Linked DNA regions of Homo sapiens: regions 1, 2 and 4 are each linked to region 3. A link is a loop called in an ENCODE intact Hi-C map of the cell type or tissue named here. Cell type or tissue: Caco-2. All regions are shown on one strand. Each heading gives the region's core, and the rest is flanking DNA. Links, peaks and the distances in the headings are about the cores only. Region 1 has its middle 61 kb from the start of ART5. Region 2 has its middle 32 kb from the start of ART5. Region 3 holds the start of LOC105376526 (a long non-coding RNA gene). Region 4 overlaps LOC101927708 (a long non-coding RNA gene).

Region 1 (4,531 bases), core at 905-3,404, 100 kb before region 3:
CCAGAGGATGGATTTGGGGACCCAATGGATCTACCATGACATGAAGTTGTACCAACATTCACCTGACCTCCAAAATGCCTATTCTGACTGGTAGACCCTAGTCTCAGCCTAGTGCCAGTTCAGAGCCTGTGTCCAGTGATCCTGCACAGGTCTCATTAGTTCCTTTTCTCCTGTTCAGTCATCCTGGTAAAAGGCTGTGTATTCCCTTGGGGGCAGGCTGGGAGAAAGATTGACAGTATAAATTTTTGGCAGTGGAGCAGAGTCCTTTCTGGAGGGGACCTGGCTTCCCATTCAGACAAGGGACTCCGGGTCTGTGAACTGGCTTATGTCTGGGAATTGACTGGGGACTGTGACTCTGTTTTTATGATTCAGATTAGACTTCTGCTCACCTGACCTAGAACTCTTCTGCAAACACAGATCCAGTAAAAATGTGGCAGGCTTCTTATCTATTTCACTTCTAGGAATGCCACGATCAGCAGGCACCATAGGTCTCTGCGAGTCAGGCAATTCTGGTTGCAGCTTTGACTCTGCTGTCTTTTATGGTAACTGCGTCCACCTTGCCTTTGGGGATTGAGTGCTCTGATCACTTGGCCCCAGCCCCTGTAGTGTGCCTATTTCAATTACCCTCTTTATACCTCGGTCTCTTCCTCTGTAAAATGGGCATCCTCATTGCACCCACCCCCAGGGCTGCTGTGAGGTATAGATGGATTAGCATATGGCAAGTAATAGAAGAGTGTCTCAAAGTCCATGTGTCGTTATCAGAATTATTTCATGACAGGGGAGAGCTGGAGGAGAGAAGAAGGTGCTGAGCACACCCATGTGCTCTCCCACCAGTGTTTCCTGAGCACCTACTATGTGCTGCCCACTGTGAGAGCTGTTAGGGTTGAAATAGGGAGCACAGCAGGGTAGGGGCCGCCATCAGGAGCTTAGTGGGGAGACCATTGTGCAACATGTTTCCAGCGCTTGGGGTGGGGAAGCTCAGGGAGTAGAGGGGCCTAGGATCCTGGGCAGAATCATGGAAAGGACACAGCCTCCCCAGCCTCTCCTGCCTCCACTGCCTCCCTGGCCTCCTCTGCTTCCCTGGCCTCTCCTGCCTTCCTGGCTTCCCCTTCCACGCCAGCCTTCCCAGTCTCCCCTGTCTCTCCTGCTTTTGAGGTAGGCCAGGAGCTGCTGGTGCTCACTTAGCCTGTCCTGGACTCTGGGTGTAGCACCTCAATGTCCAGAAAATACCCCCGAGTTCAGCTCATCACACAGCCAGGGAAGGAGCTCCACACTGACACTAAGGGTGCATCCTAGGCTCATTCATCAGGGCATGCCTCCAAAATATTTCTCCACGTCTCCTCCCTTTGCCCACCTGCATTGTCTCTGTGCTTCAGCCCCGGCTGGGGGTCTGCAAGGATCCCCTATCTCCTCTGCCCCTGCACGGCTGGGTCCCAGGCAATCTGTGTGCCCACCACACCTCTCTCCCCTCGCCCTCCATGCTCCAGCCCCACAGTCCTCTTTCTGCTTCTTTCCCAGCCCCTGGGCTTTTGCACACGCTGTTCCCTCTGCCTGAACACCCTCCACTGGGCTGAGAACAACTCTTTGAGACCTCTCTCAACTTTTACTTCCTTTGGAACAGCCGCTGCTGCTGTCCCTCTCCCAGCTCCAAGACCTGCTGAGCCTCCTGTCTTTTTCAGTTCCCATGCACCCAACACTTCTTCGTGGCCTCCTTTTGCCCAATTGACAATGTCCATTCTCAATGCCTTCTCACCCAGCGCTGAGCCCCACTGGGTGAAGGCAATGCCTGTCATGTTCACCACAATATCCCCTCCCCCATCACCACGCCTGGTCCACAGTGATGCTCAAAAAAGATCTGTTGGTAGCAAAGAGAAGGTGCATTCGTGTCATCCTGCAGGCGGAATTCTCCACGAGTTTGGAGCAGCCTCGGTTTTCCCACCACCTCCAAATCATGGAAGACACAGGGTAAGAGCAAAGACAAGGTGGCTGTGGCCGATGTCCACCCTCTCGGGGCTTCCCTTCTCTTCTCTCCTCCTTGGGGAGGGAGACCATCGGGGTGCAACCTGGCTGCAGCGGGGAGGAGGGGCAGGGCCTGGTCAGAGCGGGTATGGCCACAGGCAGGGGACAGCGACCGCTTGGGCCGGGGCAGGTGAGCGCAGCGCAGGCCAGGGCCCGGCGTGTCCGCGGTGCGCGCGAGCGGCCAGCAGAGGGCGCCAGAGAGCCAGGAGCGGCCCGCGGAGGAGCCAGCGCCCGCCCCGATGCCCAGCTCCGCGCCGCGCGGACCCACCGAGCCCGCGCTCAGACGCCCCAGCTCCGCCGAGAGGCCGCTCGCGCCGGGTCCTTCCTCTTCCCCAGGTGCAGGCAGAACCCCCGGAGCCATGGCCAGCCCTTCCGGCAGCTCCGAAGCCACTGGCAAGCCCCGAGGCAGGGATGGCCGGCCCAGGAGGGAGGAGGACGACGTCCCTCCCGAGGAGAAGAGGCTGCGGCTGTTGCTGGAGGGGGGAAGCGCACAGCCCGAGGACGGGGAGGACGCGCCGCGGCCGGGCAGGAAGGAGACCGGCACCCAGACAGGTGGCGACGGCAGAGGAGTAAGTGACGCGGGCGCTGGGGTCCGGGGGTCCCGGGGGCGCAGGGTAGGGGCGGCGGGAGGCTCCGTGGCCGGCCCCGGGTTGAAGTTGGTAATTGAGCGGCAACTCAGGCGGGCGCGGAGTGACAGCTCGTGACGGCCTCCGAGACGCCAGCTGCCCCTTCTCGGCTGTGTGGCTTCGACTTCCTGATTCTCCCACGACGTCCCTGGCCGGGAGACGCGCTGGACTCTGCGGCTGGCCAAAAGGGGAGGGGGAGCCCCGCGTCCTGGGGGCCCCTAGCAGGGGAAGGGGCGGGGGTTGCGCCGGGCATCCTGTCTGGGGCATCTGTCTGGGACTCTGCCGGTGCCTCTCACCTGGCGAGGGGCCTGTGGTGGGGGTAGGGGGGAAGTCCCTGGCGCCAGGCTTGGCCAAGCCCTGCTCTGCTGGACTGCGGGCTGGCGGCGCTCACCCAGCTCCTCACCTGTCCCGCATCTTCCTGTTTTTCTTCCCTTTCTGGTTGGGCAGCGAGAGTTGAGAGGAGGCAGATGGCTTCCATCCCAGAAATCGCTCTCCTCTTTCCATCCCTACAGAGAGGGACAGAGAGGCAAAGTTCCTTGCATCCCCCGGGGCGCTGTCCCTGTGAGCTCCCGGTGTCGTGCACACGTGAGCCCCTGAGTCACCGGGCTTGTGTGTGTGCGATGGGGCTCCGTGGCCAGCCTGGCCTCCTGGGGTTCACTTTCTGCTTTCCTACCCCAGCTCTTCCTGTGTGGCTTTGCTGGCCTTCCACTGAGGAGGCACATGGGTTTGGAGGGCAGATGAGAGCCCACTGGAGAGCTGTACCCCTCAGTGAGGGCCGCCACCTTGATGGTTTTTGATGGATATTGGGGTTGACCTGTTTGTTCCTTCCACATGTTTTTTTGTTTGACCATTTGCTCAGCTGAGCTTGTCTTAATAATTGGATTCGTGGTTAATGAGCCCCACATGGGCGAGAGAGCGGCCTTCATTCTGAACCCATTTAGGCAGCACGGGCAGCCCTCCTCGCCGTGGGCGGCATTAGAGCCCACCCTGCCCAGTCTTGGGGTTGCTCCTTGATGCTGTCTGGGAGGCTTGCTCATGGTGACATCCTTATCTCTCCGTGCACGTTACCGCATTCAGAGCTTGGGTCACGTGGACACTGAACTCAGGCGAATTTTCTCTGAGATCCCGGGAGAAGGAGGACAGTTCTTTGGAAGGTTTTCCAGGGCTGATCACGGAAAGGATGAGAAGGGAGAGGTCCTGGTCGGGGACACAATTACGATGGCAGTGTAACGCCGGGAAACTTTATTGCATGAAGTCCCTCTCACTCCCTCTACCTCCTTCTTTTACGTGGACTCTGCCAAAGACCAGGATACCAGAATGCAGTGGAGTGACCAAGTGTAGTGGGACCTTGGGAACCCGAGTCTGGAGCCAGGCAGCTGGGGTTTGCATCCTGGTTCTGCCCCTCCTTAGCTGGCTGACATGGCACAAGCCACTTACCCTCTCTGAGCCTTACTGTCTTCGGTGGCAAATGGATCTGTCAACAGGCCCCATTGCCTGGGGTTGTTACTGCTGAGATTAAGGGAAGCTCATCCATAGAAGCACTTAGCGTTGTGCCTGGCACATAGTGTATGGTGGATAAATGGGAATTAGGACTGAAACTCATGCCTTGGTGTGTTTTTGCAGTGATGTTTTGTTCTGGGGTGCATCACAAGAGACAAAGTTCTTGGCTGGGCATGGTGGCTTAAGCCAATAATCCCAGCACTTTGAGAGGCCGAAAGGGGAGGATCGCTTCAGCCCAGGAGTTTAAGACCAGCTGGGCAACATAGTGAAGCCTCATATCTACAAAAAAAAAAAAAAAAAACAGCCAGTTATGGTGGTGTGTGCCTGTAGTCCCAAGTACTTGGGAGGCTGAGGTGGTAGGATTGCGAGAGCCTGGAAGGTCGGGC
Region 2 (4,531 bases), core at 1,268-3,767, 130 kb before region 3:
ACACCTGTTATCAATTCTTTGGACATAAACACCTAGGAGCTGAACTGCTAGGTCATATGGTAACTCTATATAAACATTTTGAGAAACTGCCAAACTGTTTTCCAATCAGTTGCACTATTTTACATTCCCACTGGCAATATGTATGAGAGTTCCAATTTCTCCATATCTTCGCCAACACTTGTTACTGTCCATCTTTTTTATTACAGCCATCCTAGTCAGTGTGAAATAATCATTGTGGCTTTTGATTGGCATTTCTCTGATGGCTAATGATGTTGAGCATCTTCTATGTGCTTAATAGCCATTTATATATCTTCTTTGGAGAAAATTCTATTCAGATTCTTTGTCCATTCTAAAAATTAGGATATCTTTCTATTGTTGACTTGTAAAGGTTCTTTATGTATTTTAGATAAAAGAGCCTTACTGAATATATGATATGCAAATACTTTCTTCCATATTCTATGGGTTGTCTTTTACTTTCTTGACAGTGTCCTTTGAAGCAGAAAAGATTTAGATTTTTTTTTTTTTTTTTTTTTTTTGAGACAGAGTTTCACTCTTGTTGCCCAGGCTGGAGTACAATGGCGCGATCTCGGCTCACTGCAACCTCCGCCTCCTGGGTTCAAGTGATTCTCCTGCCTCAGCCTCCCTAGTAGCTGGGATTACAGTCGTGTGCCGACACACTCAACTAATTTTTGTATTTTTAGTAGAGACAAGGTTTTGCCTTGTTGGCCAGGCTGGTCTTGAACTCCCGACCTCAGGTGATCCGCCCACCTCGGCCTTCCAAAGTACTGGGATTACAGGCGTGAGCCACTGCGCCCGGCCAAAGATTTAGATTTTGATGAAGCCCGTGAAATACAGCACACTCATCTTCAGATTCTGGTTCACTACAGGACTGCCTGTTTGCCTAGTTCCAAACCTGACAACATGTGGACAAGGATATCTTTTCTTCACTGCCCTTAGGTCTAGACCCACAGGTTAAACCCAGACACAAGGATACTCTCTGACCTTTAATGAAACAAGATTGGGGGGAAGGACAGCTGCAAAAGGGCAATAAGGTTTGGGGAGGTGATTTGGGTCTTTCATATTGATCTACTTACCTTTGGTGCTGCACTTTCCTTCTTTTCATCCTGCGTGCGTCATTCTCAGAGTTTTGCTCCTCTGCTCTGGGATCTGTATTAGAAATGCTCGTTAAATACAGCTCTTTAACAAAGCAGTCTTCACATATGATGTTCCTTCCTCTAAGAATATTCTTTCTACCCTCTTTGCCTGGAGGCAAAGAGTGTGCCTTTCTCACTCTTCAAGTCTTAGATGAAATGCTAATTCCTATGAGGCACTTTTCCTGGATTCTCTAATCTAAATCTAGTCCTCCAATTATACTTTTCCTTGACAGTACTCATCACAGTTTGAAGATTTAAATTTATCTGTGTGACACTGACATGTGTTTCTCCACTAGGGAAGGAGCATTGCTATTTATTACGGTATCCCTAGCACAGAGCCTGGCACAAACGATGTTTAATAAATATCTGTCAAACGAGTGATAATAAAAACCATCAACCTCCATTTGTCTGGTTATTCTGAATTTATGAAACACTTTGTACAGCATTTAATATATTTTAAAGTGCTTTCATAGCTCCAGGGCCCAGCCTATAGTAGGTGCCCAAAAATTATGAGTTCCCTTCTAGTCTCTTTTTCTTAAAATAATAAACTACGTCTTTTCTTATGTGGTAGACAGCTGAGGCCCAAAGAGATAAGGATTCCTGATTCCTAGGCCAGTGCTTTTTCAATTACTGTACAATATTTGATTTGTCTTCTGGTAACAAGACACCAACAATTATCTGTTCTACCACATGAAGTCCCACTTGTGAGCCATCCCTGCAGAGCAATGGTAGATTCAGGGAGGAAGGGCACTGCTAGGGACAGGAAGGAACAGGTCGTGTGAACTCACCTGCCCTGTCTGGATGACTGGAACCTGGTTCTGCATGGTTGTTCTTTGGGCTTGCCACACTGACTGGAGGCACCCTGTGGGCAGCAGAAAGCACCATGTGGGCTGAACGCCCCAGAGTCCCTGGCTGCAACTGTGTTAGGATATTCCTGAGCTCTGAAATTTCCTTGGTGTCCCTGCAGGGAAACAGAGAGTACTTGGTTCCACTTGAAATATAGATCTTATTCTGCTTACTCAAGTCAATGGCATCTAAGCAAGAAAGCTAGTTTAATATACAGATAGGGTTAGGCCTAGAGTACGTGATTAATTTGGTGAACACAGGCTGGTCTTGTGTGCTTGTCAGTGACTTGATAGCATTTCTTTTCCAGGAGAAAGATCTCAGAGGTGGCTGGGAGACTTCCACTCTGTCAGGTACATACGTACGGGGATGTGGGAAGAATGTCCTCCGGCTGGAAGGATTAGCTAGCCAGGGGCTAGGACCAGACTCCTCAGCATCAGAAGAACCCTGAGGAAAAACGATGGAGAGATATGAAATACCAAGATTCACCACCAGGGGACACTGCTACCTAGTGCCAGGGCCTACTCAAACTATCAAACTACTCTTAAATGACTGAACTTTTTGGGGACATTTATTTCATTATTTCCTTCTAAATATTATCTAATAATATTGTTAAGTTTTTAGTATGATTTATTTTGTGAACAGTTTTGTTAACTTACAACTAAAAACCTACCAGTTTTAGCCACAGTTTCTAGCCATCTACAAAGAGGTGTGTGTATATATATACATATAGATATCGTGCAGAGAGAGCATTAGCCACCATATCTAACTATCACAGGCATTTTATAACCTCCTTGCTCCAGAAATGTCTATGTGCAATAATCTCCCAAGATAATTTCTGCATAGAGATTTTATTTATATCGTAGTATGCTGGCTTCTTAATTCTTTGTCAAAATTCAATTTATCTGTGATTATACCCCTACTTTTTAAAAAAGAGATGGGGTCTCACCCTGGGTACAGCGATTTGTGGCTGTAATCTCAGCACTTTAGGAGGCCAAGGTGGGAGGATTGCTAGAGCCCAGGAGTTTGAGACCAGCCTGAGCAACATAGTGAGAACCTGTCTATACAAAAACAAAAAAATTAGCCAGGCGTGGTAGTGCATGTCTGTGGTCCTAGCTACTTGGGAGGCTGAGGTGCTGAGGTGGGAGGACTGCTTGGGCTTCAGAAGCCAAGGCTGCATGCAGTGAGCTGCGACTGCACCACTGCACTCCAGCCAGGTGACCAGAGTGAGACCCTGTCTCAAATAAAAAGAAGAAAAAAAAATGGGGTCTTGCCCTACCCAGGCTGGGATGCAGTGGCAGGATCATGGCTCACTGTAGCCTTGAACTCTGGGGCTCAAGCAATCCTCTCACCTCAGCCTCTTGAGCAGCTGGGACCATAGGCTCACACCACCATGCCCAGCTAATTAAAAACAATTTTTTGTAGAGACAAGTTCTCACTATGTTGCACGGGCTGGTCTCAAACTCTTGGGCTCAAGCGATTGTCCCTCCTCGGCCTCCCAAACCACTGAGATTACAGGCATGTGCCATTGCATTGCACCCGGCCCCTAATTTTTTTTTTTTTGAGACACAGTCACACTCTGCCATCTAGAATGGAGTGCAGTGGCATGATCTCAGCTCACTACAACCTCCGCCTCTCAGGTTCAAGCGATTCTCGTGCCTCAGCCTCCTGAGTAGCTAGGATTACAGGCGTGCACCACCACAGCCAACTAATTTTTGTATTTTTAGTAGAGACAGGGTTTTGCCATGTTGGCCAGACTGGTCTTGAACTCCTGGCCTCAAGTCATCTGCCTGCTTCAGCCTCCCAAAGTGCTGGGATTACAGGCATGAGCTACTGCACCTGGCCCCCTAATTCCTTTTTCCTTTTTTATTTATTGAAATTTCCTTTTTCCCCTTATCTTAAAAAATTTTTGTCTTTAATTTTCAACTCTGATTCTTCTATCACAGGTTATTTTAAAGGTAAATGTCTTTCTTGTAAAGCATAACTTTGGCTTCATTCTACAAGCTTGAGTAGTATTTTTATTCTCATTAACTCTTTAATATTTTCTAATTACCATTACAATCTTTTCTTGGACCTAGCAATAATCCTGAAATCTTTTCTTTAATTTTCCAGGTTTTTCATTTTTCTTTACCTTGTCTCATGAATGTTACAGTGAATGCTACTAGAAAGGGTAACTAGATAGGTGTGTAGAGATAGTTTATTTTAACCTTAACTCTAAGTGAGATTATCAGGAAATTAATTATTAGGAAATGATTCATTATTAGCTTCTGAGCAACGGTTAGTTGGAATCAAGTGGCCTAGGTTCAAATCCGCTCCAAGACTTATTTGGCAGTGTGACCTGGGTCACCCCACTAAATTTCTCTGTGCTTTTCTTACTAGAAAACTGGTGATCATAATAACCCCATTTCACAGAGTTAAAAGCCCTATGTTTTGCTTTCACTATAACATACCAATTAGAATGACTCATTAGAAAAAAAGTCTATGACGTTTTAGGCACCCTAAATTATAAAACTGAGTGCCATCCATCTGTAATC
Region 3 (4,531 bases), core at 1,252-3,751:
CCGGTCCCCAGAGAAACTCTTGAAGGTATCCAGGTCCATCTCAAGCACCTAAGAACTTTTGGAATCAGAGTTCCTTGTCAGTCTCCATGGAACACTCCCCTCCTGCCTGTTCCCAAGCCTAAGACCAAGGACTACTGGCCGGTACAGGATTTGCGCTTGGTTAATCAAGCTACAGTGACTTTACATCCAGCAGTACCTAACCCGTACACATTGCTGGGGTTGCTGCCAGCTGAGGACAGCTGCTTCACCTGCTTGGACCTGAAAGATGCTTTCTTCAGCATCAGATTAGCCCCTGAGAGCCAGAAGCTGTTTGCCTTTCAGTGGGAAGATCCGGAGTCAGGTGTCACTACTCAGTACACTTGGACCGGGCTTCCCCAAGGGTTCAAGAACTCCCCCACCATCTTCGGGGAGGCATTGCCTCGAGACCTCCAGAAGTTTCCCACCAGAGACGTAGACTGCGTGTTGCTCCAGTACATTGATGATCTTTTGCTGGGACACCCCACGGCAGTCAGGTGCGCCAAGGGAACAGATGCTCTACTCCGGCACCTGGAGGACTGTGGGTATAAGATGTCCAAGAAAAAAGCTTAGATCTGACGACAGCAGGTACATTACTTAGGATTTACTATCCAAAAGGGGGAGAGCAGCCTAGGATCAGAAAGAAAGCAGGTCATTTGAAATCTACCGGAGCCTAAGACAAGAAGGCAGGTGAGAGAATTCTTATGGGCTGTTGGGTTTAGCAGACTGAAGATCCCAAACTTTGCAGTATAAGCCAAGCCTTTGTATGAGGTCACAAAGGGGTGGGGGGGGGGACAGGGAACGTTTTGAATGGGGATCCCAGCAACAGCAAGCCTTTCATGAGTTAAAGGAAAAACTTATGTCAGCCCCAGCCCTGGAGCTACTCGATCTAACAAAGCCTTTTCCATCGTATGTGTCAGAGAGAGAAAAGATAGCAGTTGGAGTTTTAACCCAAACTGTGGGGCCCTGGCTGAGGCCGGTGGCCTTCCTCTCTAAACAACTAGACGGGGTTTCTAAAGGATGGCCCCCGTGTTTGAGGGCCTTGGCAGCAACTGCCCTGCTAGTACAAGAAGCAGATAAGCTGACTCTTGGGCAAAACCTGAACATAAAGGCCTCCCGTGCTGTGGTGACTTTAATGAATACTAAAGGACATCATTGGCTAATGAATGCTAGACTCACTAAGTCCTAAAGTTTGCTCTGTGAAAATCCCCGTATAACCACTGAAGTTTGTAGCACGCTGAACCCCGCTACCTTGCTCCCAGTATCAGAGAGCCCTGTCGAGCATGACTGTGTAGAAGTGTTGGGCTCAGTTTACTCTAGCAGACCTAACCTCCAGGACCAGCCTTAGGCACCAGTAGACTAGGAACTATACGTGGCTGGGAGCAGCTTCATCAACCCACAAGGAGAGAGATGTGCAAGATATGCGGTGGTAACTCTGGACACTGTTGCTGAAGCCAGATCATTGCCCCAGGGCACTTCAGCTCAGAAAGCTGAAGTCATTGCTTTCATTCGGGCCTGAGAACTCAGTGAAGCTAAGAATGTCAACATTTACACTGACTCTCAATATGCCTTTTCAACCCTTCAAGTGCGTGGAGCATTATATAAAGAAAAGGGCCTATTGAACTCTGGGGGAAAAGACATAAAATATCAACAAGAAATCTTGCAATTGTTAAAAGCCATATGGAGACCCCACAAGGTGGCAGTTATGCATTGCAGGGGACAGCAGCGAGCTTCCACCTTGCTGGGTTTAGGGAATTCCCCCGCTGACTTAGAGGCTCGAAAAGCAGCGTCTGCCCCCTTCCGGGCATCAGTCACAGCCCCCATGCTCCCTCAAGCACCTGATCTTGTACCTACTTATTCTAAAGAAGAAAAGGACTTCCTCCAGGCAGAGAGAGGACAAGTGATGGAGGAAGGATGGATTCGGTTACCGGAAGGGAGAGAAGATGCGCCACAGCTGCTAGGAGCTGCAGTTGTACTGGCTGTGCATGAAACCACCCATCGAGGTCAGGAGTCAATTGAAAAGTTGTTAGGCCGGTATTTCTACATCTCGCATTTGTCAGCTCTTGCCAAAACGGTGACGCAGTGGTGTGTTACCTGCCCACAGCATAATGCTAGGCAATGTCCAGCCGTTCCACCCGGCATACAAGCTTATGGAGCAGCCCCCTTTGAAGATCTCCAGGTGGACTTCACAGAGATGTCAAAGTGTAGAGGTAACAAGTATTTACTAGTTCTTGGGCGTACCTACTCTGGGTAGGTGGAGGCTTATCCAACACGAACTGAGAAAGCTCGTGAAGTAACTCGTGTGCTTCTTCGAGATCTTCTTCCTAGATTTGAACTGCCCTTACGGATCGGCTCAGATAACAGGCCGGCATTTGTGGCTGACTTAGTACAGAAGGCGGCAAAGATATTACGGATCACATGGAAACTGCATGCTGCCTACTGGCCTCAGAGTTCCGGAAAGGTGGAGCGAATGAATCAAACTATCAAAAATAGTTTAGGGAAAGTATGTCAGGAAACAGGATTAAAATGGATACAGGCTCTCCCTATGGTATTATTTAAAATTAGATGTACCACTTCTAAAAGAGCAGGATATTCCCCTTATGAAATATTATATCATAGGCCCCCTCCTATATTGCGGGGACTTCCAGGCACTCCCTGAGAGTTAGGTGAAATTGAGTTACAGCGACAGCTACAGGCCTTAGGAAAAATTACACAAACAATCTCAGCCCGAGTAAATGGCCTGTTAGCTTATTCTCCCCAGTTCACCCTTTCTCCCCAGGTGATCGAGTGTGGATCAAGAACTGGAACGTAGCCTCTTTGTGTCCACTGTGGAAAGGACCCCAGACTGTCGTTCTGAGCCCTCCCACCGCTGTGAAGGTAGAAGGAATCCCAGCCTGGATCCACCACAGCCATGTAAAACCTGCAGCGCGTGAAACCTGGGAGGCAAGACCAAGCCCAGACAACCCTTTCAGAGTGACCCTGAAGAAGACGACAAGCCCTGCTCCAGTCACACCCGGAAGCTGACTGGTCCACGCACGGCCGAAGCCTGAGGAAGCTCATCGTGAGATTCATTTTTCTTAAATTTTGGACTTATACAGTAAGGGCTTCAACTGATCTTACTCAAACTGGGGACTGTTCCCAGTGTATTCATCAGGTCACCGAAGTAGGACAGCAAATTAAAACAATCTTTCTGTTCTATAGTTATTATGAATGTGTGGAAACAATAAAAGAAACTTGTTTGTATAATGCCACTCAGTGCAAGGTATGTAGCCCGAGAAATGACCGACCTGATGCGTGTTATAACCCATCTGAGCCCTCCGCAACCACCGTTTTTGAAATAAGAATAAGAACTGGCCTTTTCCTAGGTGATACAAGTAAAATAATAACTAGAACAGAAGAAAAAGAAATTCCCAAGCAAATAACTTTAAGATTTGATGCTTGTGCAGCCATTAATAGTAAAAAGCTAGAAATAGGATGTGGTTCTCTTAACTGAGAAAGGAGCTAAAGAGTAGAAAATAAATATGTTTGTCATGAGTCAGGGGTTTGTAAAAATTGTGCCTATTGGCCATGTGTTATTTAGGCTACTTAAAAAAAGAACAAAAAGGAACCGGTTTATCTTCAGAAGGGGGAAGCCAACCCCTCCTGTGCTGCCAGTCACTGTAACCCACTAGAACTAATAATTACCAATCCCCTAGATCCCCGTTGGAAAAAGGGAGAACGTGTAACCCTGGGGATCAATAGGACAGGGTTAAACCCTCAAGTTGCCATTGTAATTAGAGGGGAGGTCCACAAGTGCTCTCCCAAACCAGTATTTCAAACCTTTTATGAGGAGCTGAATGTGCCAGCACCAGAACTTCTGAAAAAGACAAAAAATTTGTTTCTCCAATTAGCAGAAAATGTAATTTTCTTACTTACATAACTGTTACTTCTTGTTATGTACGCGGAGGAACCACTATCGGAGACAGATGGCCTTGGGAAGCCCAAGAGTTGGTGCCTACTGATCCAGCTCCTGATATAATTCCAGTTCAGAAGGCCGAAGCTAGCAACTTCTAGGTCCTAAAAACCTCAATTATTAGACAATACTGTAGAGCTAGAGAAGGGAAAGACTTTATCATCCCTGTAGGAAAGCTTAATTGTATAGGACAGAAGTTGTATAACAGCACAATACAGACAATTACTTAGTAGGGCCTAAACCACACTGAAAAGAATCCATTTAGTAAATTTTCTAAATTAAAAACTGCTTAGGCTCATCCAGAATCTCATCAGGACTGGACGGTTCCCGCTGGACTATACTAGATATGTAGGCACAGAGCCTACATTCGGTTACCTAATAAATGGGCAGGCAGTTGTGTTATTGACACTATTAAGCCATCCTTTTTCTTATTACCCATAAAAACGGGTGAGCTCCTAGGTTTCCCTGTCTACGCCGCCCGAGAAAAGAAAGGCATAGTTATAGGAAACTGGAAGGAGAATGAGTGGCCCCCTGAAAGGATCATTCAGTATTATGGGCCTGCCA
Region 4 (4,531 bases), core at 679-3,178, 88 kb before region 3:
GTGATGAAAGTTGAAGACACCTAATGGGCAGGCAGTCATCAGGGTTAATTCAAAGGCTGGAAGAAGGGCTGACCTGCAGGACTGGAAATGTCTTTGAGCTGAAGGTCATGTGCAGGTGGAACGAAGAGGGTGAGCCTTTTGGGGTGAACTGCAAGTATTTGATAAGATCCCTGTCCCCATGGTTGGGGAAGTCTTGATAAGCATCCTCAATGTGATGGAGGGATTAGGGAACCCATGGCTCTACCTGTCCAGCATGACAGCAACATGACACAGCCAAGTTATTGATTATTGGTTGCCCAGCTGTCATCACTCAACATCTTCTGTTAGTTATAGCTGTAATTTGCATTAGTTGTCAATGCCAGTTTTGACTTTCCTAGTCAATAAAGTGGTCTGAGAGTGGTAACTAAGGCTGAGCACTACCCGTAATCATGAGTATTACAGAGGCAAGCCCTTTTGCCCACCCACCTGCAGGTGATGAGACACCTTTGGAAATCACTCAATTCTGTGGAGGACCCCGAATAAATGCTCAAGTCCATCTGTTCATCTGTCCATCCATCCGTCCACCCCTCCTTCCATCCATCCATCCATCCATCCATCCAGACATGCATACATCCATCCACCCACCTACCCATCTATCCACCCACCCACCCATCTATCTATCCAACCCACTCTCTTATGCACCCAACTGTCATCCACCTACCCACCCACCAACCCATCTATCCATCCACTCACCCATGCATCTATCCACCCATTCACTCATCTACCCATCTATCCACCCACCCGTCCATCCATTTATCCCGCCACCCCCTCACCCACTCATCCATTTCTCCACCCACTCAGCCATCCCTTCACCGACTCAACCATCCATTCATTCATCCACCTGCCTGCCCACCCATCTTTCCATCCACCCATCTATCCACCCACCCACCTATGTATCCATCCATCTGCTTGCCCTTCTGTTCATTTATTCCACAAAGACTCGTTAACCACCTGCTAGATTCTGGGGAGGTACCTGCTCTAGTAATTGAGAACACGGTCTCTAGAATATGATTCCCTGGGCTCCAACTGAGCTGCCTCCTAGCTAGCTACCTGGGTAAGTTATAGAAACTGTGCTTTGATTTTCTTATCTGAAAATTGGCTATTAATAGCTTCTACTCTTGCAGATATAGTGAGGATTAAATAAGATGTCACGTTAAAAGTGCATCATCGACACTCAATAGATTAGGTTTTACCATTCATTATTATTCTTGGCAGATGCTGCAGATAACGTGGAGAGCATACGAAAGGCACATGTTTGAACCAATAGTGACATACGGGTGCTAAGTTCTGCAGTAGGGAAAGGGCAGAGAGCCATGGAGAGAGCCTGGCCCAATCCTGGAGCCTCAGAAAAAAAGTTCCTTATTAAATTGCTGTTTTAGCTAAGACTTGTGGGATCGGTAGTAGTTGGAGATCCCAGAGAGGATGTGACCGAGTCAGCCAGGGAAAAATTTGGTCCTGGCACCCATGGCAGAGTTGAGTGATCCAATCCTTCTGTCTCCTCTGGCTGGAAGTCCACCAGATCTGGGAATGTCAAGTTGGGGAAGGGGGCTGACAATGATCATGACCTTCGCCTGTCCTCACATGTCCTCTGTGTATCTGCAAAGCCTCTGCCTCAGTCTCCTCTTCTGGAAAGTGGGATTGGAAACCACATCTGCTTCTCTCCCAGGACTGCTAGGAAGACAAGATTAGATGGCAGGTGAGAGCTCTTTGAAAATGAAAACATTCTGCTATTTGAATGCAAAGTGTTCTTCTTTGCCTGTGATGTTTCCTAATCTGTGAACTCATACTGGACCTCGAAGCTGTCTATTAACAAAAAATGGCAAAGTGGCTGGGCATGGTGGCTCATGCCTGTAGTCCTAGCACTTTGAGAGGCTGAAGGGGGCGGATCACTTGAGACCAGGAGTTCGATGCCAGCCTGGCCAATATGTGAAACTCCATCTCTACTAATAATACAAAAATTAGCCAGGTGTGGTGGCATCTGCTTGTAGTCCCAGCTACTCAGGAGGCTGAGGCACAAGAATCATTTGAGCTCAGGAGGCAGAGGTTGCAGTGAGCTGAGATGGCACCACTGCACTCCAGCCTGGGTGACAGAGGGAGGCTCTGTCTGAAAACAGAAAAAAAAAAAAAAAAAAAAAAAAGCAGCAAAGTTAACACTTCCTCCATCTCTCCCCTAGGGGAGGCAATTTGTCAAAGATCGTTGTTGGATTTTACACACAGGGAAATCTAATGAAGGTGTGGAAACCAGACCAGGACTCCAGACTCTGGTCTCCCTGTTTACAGGGTCTTAAATGGGGAGCCACTTGGGGTTCTTTCCACAAGATTGCTTTGTAAAAAAACCAAGAAACAAACAAACAAAAAACTCAAAAAAACAGCCCTGACCTAAATATTCACAAGGGACCTTAGGCAATATCTGCAAACAAAAGTGAGTGATGAGTGGAATCTGTCATCTTTACAACTAAGACAGCTCCAGAGTTGAAGCAAGTGGAAATATCTCTAGAGACAGAGATTTGGGCAGGTTTTGCCAGTTACAATCTACGAGAACCTGGGCAGGTTTACCTCTCTGAGCTTCTGTGACCTTGTAAAATAGGCTGCATTGCGCTAAATGTGCAGGAGGAATCCCAGCATCCTCCTGTGCACAAGGCTGGTTTCTTCCCATCCTTTTCCTTGTTCTGCCTCTCTCCTCCTCTCCAAGAGATGAATACATTTGAACCCAGTAGGGGCCTATGTTTGCAAAAGCTTGCAGGTGATTCTCATGCTGCCAGTCTGGCTCTGGCGCTGAGTTCTTGGACACTTTTGGAGGCACATTTACTAGTGAGGAAGGTCACTGTGTGCTGAAGGCATGATTCATCTTCCATTCCTTTCTTCCATGAAGCAAGGTGCATGGGTCGACTGAGCTGGGAGAGTCCACAGTGTCAGCCTCCCCCACACTTCCCCCCCTCCTTATTCCTTGTGTGCTATACTTTGTCTTGATTTCCTGTACTCTGCACCAAGCCAGGAGATGGTAAGATCTCAAAAAAATCATTTTTTTGGGAAATGGGATCAAGAGGGTTTTTGTTTGCTTGTTTGTTTGTTTGAGACAGGTTCTGTCACCCAGGCTGGAGTGCAGTGGCATGACCTTGGCTCACTGCAGCCTTGACCTTCTGGGCTCAGGTGATCCTCCCACCTCAGCCTCCTGAGTAGCTGGGACTGCAGGTGCACACCACCATGCCTGACTAATTTGTCTATTTTTTGTAGAGATGAGGTTTCACCAGGTTGCCTAGGCTGGTCTCAAACTCCTGGGCTCAAGCAGTCCTCCATCCACCTCGGCCTCCCAAAGTGCCAGAATTACAGGCATGAGCTGCTGTGCCTGGCCAAGGTTTTTATTATTATTATTATTATGAAAAATTTTCAATATACATAAAAGTAGAGAGACTAGTTTAATAAGCTATCATATACCCATCACATAGGTTTAAAAACGATTAACGTTTGCAATATTGACTCCATTTGTTTTTCTGAAGTATTTAAAAAATAGTTTACAGTAGTTATGTAATTGCATCCTGATATTCACCCCTACATAATTTACTTTCCCTCTAAAAACATGAGGGCATTTTTTATATGATCATTGTCATACCTAATCAAATTACCAGTAATTCCTTAATATCCTCTAAGGTCAAGTTTACATTCAGATGTCTTGTCCTCAAAATGTCAATTCTGATTTTTTTTTCTTTGAGCAAAGATAATAAGATCTCAAGATTTAATGACAGAGATTCCATGTTAGCCCTGATGTCTAAGCTCTGTGGTCCATTGTGGCTGTACTTGAAAGTCTCAGGCTAGGCGTGGTGGCTCACACCTGTAATCCCAGTACTTTGGGAAGCCAAGGTAGGTGGATCATGAGGTCAAGAGATCAAGACCATCCTGACCAACATGGTGAAACCCTGTCTCTATTAAAAATACAAAAATTAGCCAGGCGTGGTGGCAGGCGCCTATAGTCGCAGCTACTCGGGAGGCTGAGGCATGAGAATTGCTTGAACCCGGGAGGCGGAAGTTGCAGTGAGCTGAGATTGTACCACTGCAAGCCAGCCTGGGTGGCAAGAACGAGACTCTGGAAAAAAAAAAAAGAGTCTCACTGTGGTCTCATAATAAAAGGACACTCCATTTCCCATCTGGCCCCTGCTCCTTAATGTTAGCCCCCTCCTGTGGGGAGGAGGGGGTGACCTTCAGTGCAGGTTCAAGCATTCCCAGGGCTGGTTCTGTTCCCGATAAAACCTATCGTCACGAATGAATGCTTCCCTTGCAGGTTATTCTAAGTATTGTAAATAGTGGACGTGGAGCATCCTCATGATGACTGGGATGGCAGTGAATATTTATAGGTTTCTTTTAGTGCCTTTTTTTAGTGTTTTCCATAGTTCCATGTTTCTACAACCCATAGGAACATCAGAATCATGTGTGTGTGTGGATGCTTATTAAATACACCAATTCCTGGAGCTCACTCCCAGTGACTCCCAGTCTGATG

What was found. A loop is a pair of places that touch in the nucleus more often than their neighbours do. Peaks named below come from ENCODE experiments on the same cell type or tissue, not always from the same donor. Only the 100,000 strongest peaks of a DNase experiment are listed, where the experiment ranks them.
Region 1: a loop joins it to region 3, with 8 times the contacts of the local background. A loop is called at or near these places in 3 of 110 quality-filtered maps.
Region 2: a loop joins it to region 3, with 6 times the contacts of the local background. A loop is called at or near these places in 4 of 110 quality-filtered maps.
Region 4: it touches region 3 in a loop (8-fold over the local background); 3 of 110 quality-filtered maps call a loop at or near these places.

The regions. Positions count from the first base shown.
Region 1 is chr11:3,578,984-3,583,514 of GRCh38, reverse strand. It overlaps the pseudogene LOC107987159. Among named protein-coding and RNA genes, the nearest start is that of ART5, 61 kb to the left of the region's middle. RefSeq lists an enhancer at 1-134 and a silencer at 2,120-2,389. In Caco-2, for the core only: a CTCF peak has its summit at 2,201 (motif pointing right); DNase peaks (open chromatin) are centred at 2,144 and 2,457; H3K4me3 peaks cover 1,043 bases.
Region 2 is chr11:3,607,817-3,612,347 of GRCh38, reverse strand. It overlaps the pseudogene XNDC1CP. Among named protein-coding and RNA genes, the nearest start is that of ART5, 32 kb to the left of the region's middle. In Caco-2, for the core only: a CTCF peak has its summit at 2,489 (motif pointing right); a DNase peak (open chromatin) is centred at 2,461.
Region 3 is chr11:3,474,637-3,479,167 of GRCh38, reverse strand. It overlaps LOC105376526 (a long non-coding RNA gene), which reads left to right and starts at 2,095. Exons shown (of 2, transcript NR_169525.1): 1 at 2,095-2,225; 2 at 2,795-4,531. It also overlaps the pseudogene ENPP7P15. In Caco-2, for the core only: CTCF peaks have their summits at 1,777 (motif pointing left) and 2,734; DNase peaks (open chromatin) are centred at 1,477 and 2,037; H3K4me3 peaks cover 360 bases.
Region 4 is chr11:3,562,282-3,566,812 of GRCh38, reverse strand. The region is part of intron 1 of LOC101927708 (a long non-coding RNA gene); the gene reads left to right. It also overlaps the pseudogene LOC107987159. Among named protein-coding and RNA genes, the nearest start is that of ART5, 77 kb to the left of the region's middle. In Caco-2, for the core only: a CTCF peak has its summit at 2,210; no DNase peak of the experiment used is centred there.